2 separate regions of the Homo sapiens genome follow, and region 2 is linked to region 1. Evidence: read pairs that join two places in POLR2A ChIA-PET (ENCODE). Cell type or tissue: Panc1. All regions are shown on one strand. Each heading gives the region's core, and the rest is flanking DNA. Links, peaks and the distances in the headings are about the cores only. Region 1 has its middle 55 kb from the start of SNORA88. Region 2 has its middle 120 kb from the start of WT1-AS.

Region 1 (2,918 bases), core at 142-2,641:
ATTGCTTCCTAATTAATTGACTTCATTTTACTACTAAATATGCTTTTATACCTGTGTAGTGGAAATACTATCTAATAGTGTTCTACTACACCTCTCTTCCCATTTCCGTATTTCACAGTGTCTCATTATGGCTTGAAATTGGCTATAGTGGGAGTATTTACACCAAAGAAATCAGCAAACACTACCAATCAGTGCTCAGTTGATTGTTTTGTTGATTGTTTAGATTTAAGGAAGTGACAAAGGAAATGTTAACAACGTAGATTAAACCTGAACTGTGTCACCTTTTAGCTGTTACATTGTGAATAGCACACAACATTGAGATATTCTTCCAGTATTTGAAAACTATTATCTGCCTCTCTAAAGAAGTATCTTATATTACTGACAAATGAGTAAAGTTCTGATATGTCTTTGATGTGTCCTTCACATTGAAACCGTACTCCTTCACCAATGATGTGAGCAACCTCTGTGTTGAACCAGACTGCCATCAAGCACATATTTGTAGCTGATTTTGTCAAACTATGGTTGAATTGCAACCATAGGTTGGCTACTGATACATGAGTTCAGTAAAAATCGGTGGAAGAGTCCTGTGATAATTAGTTGACTATGTGAGATTTACAATACAATATGTTGCATTTTTTAACTTTTTATTTCATACTTTATTTTATTTTCCCTGTCCTTGGAAATCAATGTTGTATACGTTAATATTATTTGTAAATTGTGAGCTATGCATATTTTATATCGGTAAATTTTATAATAAACTTCTTTTTTCCCAGAGAGTCAGGTGTTAAACATTGAAAGCACACTACTGGGTAGAACCATGGACAGCCTACTTGACTCCTTTAGTGACAAATTCTCAGAAATTTTCAGAACTCTGGACAAGGTCTTCCCAGTGATTCCCAAGGAACCCCTAGGTGAGTGACATTTCAGACCTAGTCCTTTCTCAACTACAGCTGTCCCAATTCCCAACTTCTTAAGTATCACTGGAAGTCTGGCCCATCTTTCAGAGAACTAACCACAGATCACTTGATAGAATTAGAAACTCTCCTTTGGAACACAAGTTGCAAACAAAACAAGGTTTCTGCAACAGAAAACATTACTGGAAACCTTGGAAAATATTAATCACACTCTCTCCAGGTGAGTACTTCATTGCTGTATCCATCATGCAACATTATCAATTACTAATTTATATGTTAATCTCCCCTGCTGACCACAGGCACCATGAAAACAAGAGTGTCTCTTATTCCTTCCTTGCCCAGACAGAGTTCAGCCAATGTTCCTGAGCTCATGTATGAATGACAAAAGAGTCGGGGATTGAGGCCCAGCAGAGTGGCTCATGTCTATAATCCCAGCACTTTGGGAAGCTGAGGGAGGAGGATTGCTTGAGCCCAGGAGTTTAAGACCAGCCTGTGTAACATAGCAAGATCCCTGTCTCTACAAAAAGAAAAATTAAAAATTAGCTGGTCATGATGGTATATGCCTGTAGTCCCAGTTACTTGAGAGGTTGAGGCAGGAGGATCACTCAAGGCAAGGAGTTTGAGATCAGCCTGAGCAACACAGTGAGACCTTATCTTTACAAAAAAAAAAAAATTAGCCAGGCATGGTGGTGTGCACCTGTAACCCTAGCTACTGGGGAGGCTGAAGCAGGAGGATCACTTGAGCCCAGGAGTTGGAAGCTGTAGTGAGCTGATTGCACCGCTGCACTCCTGCCTGGGCAACACAGCAAGACCCTGTCTCAACAACGACAGAATAAAAAGAGAGAAGAGAAAGAGGAGGAGGATCTCCTCACAAATCTGGCATTGGCAGAATTAGCATCATTTTGTTGTGTTATTTAGGTGTTTCCTGTATGGCTCAAGAGCAATACCTTTATTGTGATTCTATATCCAAATATATATACAACAGCAAGTCAACTGACAAGATCACCCAGATTTTTCTAAATATACTACATATAATTGTTACTCTTACTAAAGCACACAACCATCATGATTAGTGAACAATAACCATGGGATTCATCCATACAAATAAGTTGCCTTTGCAAATAGGATCCCCAAATCCCCAAATATATGTGGGCTAAAGACACTTTACAAGTGTGATCTAGAAACTTGCCCCTTTTTATGTTCTGTACTTACAGAGTAGAGGGAAGAACAAGCTATCCTTGGTCATGTGGCTGTGCATTATAGGGGCAGGTCCTATATGAATGATTTTTATCTAGAGGCTGTTGTATCTACCTTGTTTCTGAGTATTTGAGGGATCTAAAGCCAGGGCACTTTGGGAATGGGAGACAATTGCAGAGGGGGCAACAGCTACTCTCAGAATTGATACTGAGAGCAATAAAAGCCAACACACACAGGAATTGCTACAAAACCATCACAGCATACAGAGTTTTCTAAATTGTGCCTGGAATTAAAAAAAAAAAAAAGAATGCCAAAGGATACATTTAAGATAATTAAGTCATCATTTAACTCAATCAGTGAAATAATAGACATGAAAATAGGCCCAGAATTCTCCTTCAGGATCCGTATGGATATTGGTATTGGCCCACTTTCCTAATTTCCATGCTTTCCACGGCTTTTAATTTCTTCTTTCCATGACTGAAAACCAAATACACAATTTTCTCCTCCTTAATTCTGTCTCACTCGGAGCTGGGAATTTTCTGACATAAGAAGCTAATTAAAAACGCATTACTACAGCAAGGGTTGCCTTGCAATTCACCTGGCATCTAGGGGTTAATCTCACACATTTTCAATCCCACCTTAAACAGAAATAATAGAAACAGGAAACTGGCTTTTGGGCAACCTTCCTAAGATGGTGCTTCAGAGCACAACAGTTAAAAAAAAAAAAAAAAGAAAGAAAAAGAAAAAAACCTCTGTGCAAATGGAGATGAATGGTACGCAGGCCACTGAGGTAATTAAAAATGTATT
Region 2 (2,918 bases), core at 284-2,783, 110 kb after region 1:
TGTGACATGTAAGGACACAAATAAGTGGAATTCCAAGGCCTCCAACTGAGAACATTCAACACACACAGAGCTCACAAGGACACCAGCAAATGATGCATACAAACTACAGTTGAATGATTTTTCACAAGGGGAAAGAATGGTATGATCGGAACTGGCCAGAGCTTATCATAAGAAGCTAAACTCTCAGAGGATATGATTGAAATAAAAAATCTATCTGTTTTTACCCTGTCGATGCCAAATGCTGAATTTCCCCTCCCTCCTGGCTTGGGAGATGAAGTCAGTGGATCTTCTTTCTGCCTCACTGGCTTTTCAACATGCAACTTGATAGCTTCTGGAAACAAACCAATGAATACAAGATCATCAAAGTGTGTTATTTTAATTAAAGGAGGGTCCTATGTGGTGGGGTGGGGCGAGGGGGCAGTAAGTCTGTTAGTGGCCAACCCAAGTAGCAGCTGAGAATCTAGTTAGCATGGTCTCTGTCTCACCAATCCCTCCTTCTGGTTCTGCTGCCACATCCCGGCCCCTGACTGGGCCCAGTTCTGCTCTGAACCCACAGCAAACTGGGTGAACCCACAGCAAACTGGGTCAGCCCACCTAGAACATCACATGTGACATTTTCCAGATATGCCTCGAAAAATGCAAAGTTTGTGCTTCAAAGCAGCCATCACTGCAAACACTAAAAGACAGGCTTGCAATGTAATAGGGCTTTGAAAAAGAAAAAGAAGAGGAAAAAAAAGAATGAAAGTCTGGGCTGCCAAAAAAATTAATTGGCATTGTTGTAAAATTGTATTGCACAGCGAGAATACAAATATTATTCATGTTAAGGAAAGGGTTGACCTAAGATGTGATTTATAGGCACTTCAAATGCAGTACAGGAAGTAAACGGAAAAATTAGGGTGCGAGGTCACTGAGTAGGCAAGAGTCAACTTAAGGGTAAAGTTAAAAACTTGAGGAAGGGAGCACACAGTTCATCTTGCCATATTAAATTAAGATCTGTCTTCACTTTGAAGAAATGGAAAAAGTCAAATATTGAGGTGGGTATGTTACTAAAGGCGTTTTCTTATCAACAAGCGAGAAAGTAGGAATACTTTTATAAGGGATGAGGAATGCCGAAGGGATGTTTCATAAGGAAAATAAAGAGGCAGGTTGATGCAATCCATGAATCAACTGTGTTATCAGTAATGTGAACAAACAACAGTTACAAGTTAAAGGGCTTTAGAGGCACTGCACTGAGCAAAAGCAAGGAATCCAAACTGAATTTTGTTTTTAGGGATGTGTTGTTTCATTTTTTTAATTAAAATAGTCTAAATTGGACCGGACAGTTCTCAAGCTTATCAATGGCCAGGAAGAGGCGATTGAGACAGAAAGGGATGTTCGGCTGTGAATTCACGGATTCACGAACACAGGATTCAGCTCTCTCTAAGTCATCCTGCTCTCTGGCTGTTCTGTTTCAACCCAGTTTGCATTAAAAGTTCTCTTCCTACCCGCACCCCGCACAGGGAATATGAATGTTTCCCAAAGAACCACTAGAGGGCAGAGCTTTGTGATGTTTTGAAATTAAAAATTGCTCAACCAGCCCAGGAGTCATCGCAGCCACCACCAGGAGTCATCACAAGAAAGACGGTGACTGTATCCCCTAGGCCAACGTCCACATAAAGCGCAACAGCCAAGAACTCTGTCATCCTCTTAGGCGAAGGAAACCAAGGCTATGGCAGCCAGGGGCACAATCACTGCCTGACAAAGGGCAGCCCAGAGTGGGGTCCTCCATGCAGAAAGGGATCAAGAGAAGCAGAGGCTATGAGACATGGAATCAGCCCCAGCACCCGCCCCTGGGGAGGGGCTTCCCCTAGGTAGACAGGGCTCACTCCCTTCACATACCTGAGGCTGCTTCTCCTGCAATCTTTCCCACCTTCTCCACACCCCTGATGTTCCTTTTACTGTGGTTCATCTGCATATAAAAATGTTGGGTGAGAAAGGACAGGAAATCAGGACCATCAACTCCGTGGCAAAAGCATCCCTCCTGTGTGGCCCGCATTTAGAACTCCCAGTGTCCTCTGTCATCTGTAGGGCTGTTGGCCTGCAGCCGCCAGAGTCACGGTTGCAGGCAGCATCCTGGCGGCTGCAGTGGTGCAGAGAAAATGTGGCTGGGAGAAATCTGAGTGGGCCCCTCGGCATCAGTCCTGGGCTGCCTCCTTTGGCTCCCACAAAACCTAATCCCTCTGGCCTCTAAGAGCATTCTCATGCTGGAAAATTAGGGAGTGTGTTCCTGGGGCCCTGAGTCCTTTCACTGTCCCTGGCCCTGCCTGGGGACCTTGACCTCCAGGGCCATTGCTAATTACCAACCATCACCCATCCCTGCAGTAAGGGTCCTCATTAACCCAAGTCCTCCCAGCGTGTCTAGCAGAGAGAAATCTGATCTCAGCTAAGGGTGTGGGAAGGGGCAATGGGAATTTTCTCCTTTCTTTTAAACTTGGAGTTAGAGTTTTAGGCCACCTATGATTAAAATGTTCATCGAGGCCAGACACAGTGGCTCACGCCTGTAATCCTAGCACTTTGGGAGGCCAAGGCAGGCAGATAATGAGATCAGGAGTTCAAGACCAGCCTGACCAATATGGTGAAACCCCGTCTCTACTAAAAATACAAAAATTAGCCGGGCATGGTGGCAGGCACCTGTAGTCCCAGCTACTTGGGAGGCTGAGGCAGGAGAATCGCTTGAATCTGGGAGGTGGAGGTTGCAATGAGCCAAGATGGCGCCACTGCACTCCAGCCTGGGCGACAGAGCGAGACTCCGTCTCAAAAAAAAAAAGTTCATCCAGGCAGCCTCTGATGAACTGCTCTAAGCCTGTTTCCTAACCTGTTAAAAGGAGAGAGTAGGATTAAGTCTCTGATGAATCACTAAGAGGCTGGACTGAGATAAT

The links. ChIA-PET counts read pairs that join two places held together with the same protein. Peaks named below come from ENCODE experiments on the same cell type or tissue, not always from the same donor. Only the 100,000 strongest peaks of a DNase experiment are listed, where the experiment ranks them.
Region 2: POLR2A ChIA-PET joins it to region 1 with 10 read pairs; 2 of 35 experiments call an interaction of 5 or more read pairs at or near these places.

The regions. Positions count from the first base shown.
Region 1 is chr11:32,197,401-32,200,318 of GRCh38, forward strand. No RefSeq gene overlaps it. Among named protein-coding and RNA genes, the nearest start is that of SNORA88, 55 kb to the left of the region's middle. In Panc1, for the core only: no CTCF peak of the experiment used is centred there; no DNase peak of the experiment used is centred there; H3K27me3 peaks cover 178 bases.
Region 2 is chr11:32,311,523-32,314,440 of GRCh38, forward strand. No RefSeq gene overlaps it. Among named protein-coding and RNA genes, the nearest start is that of WT1-AS, 120 kb to the right of the region's middle. In Panc1, for the core only: CTCF peaks have their summits at 1,549 (motif pointing right) and 1,787; DNase peaks (open chromatin) are centred at 1,069 and 1,529; H3K4me3 peaks cover 695 bases; H3K27ac peaks cover 1,810 bases.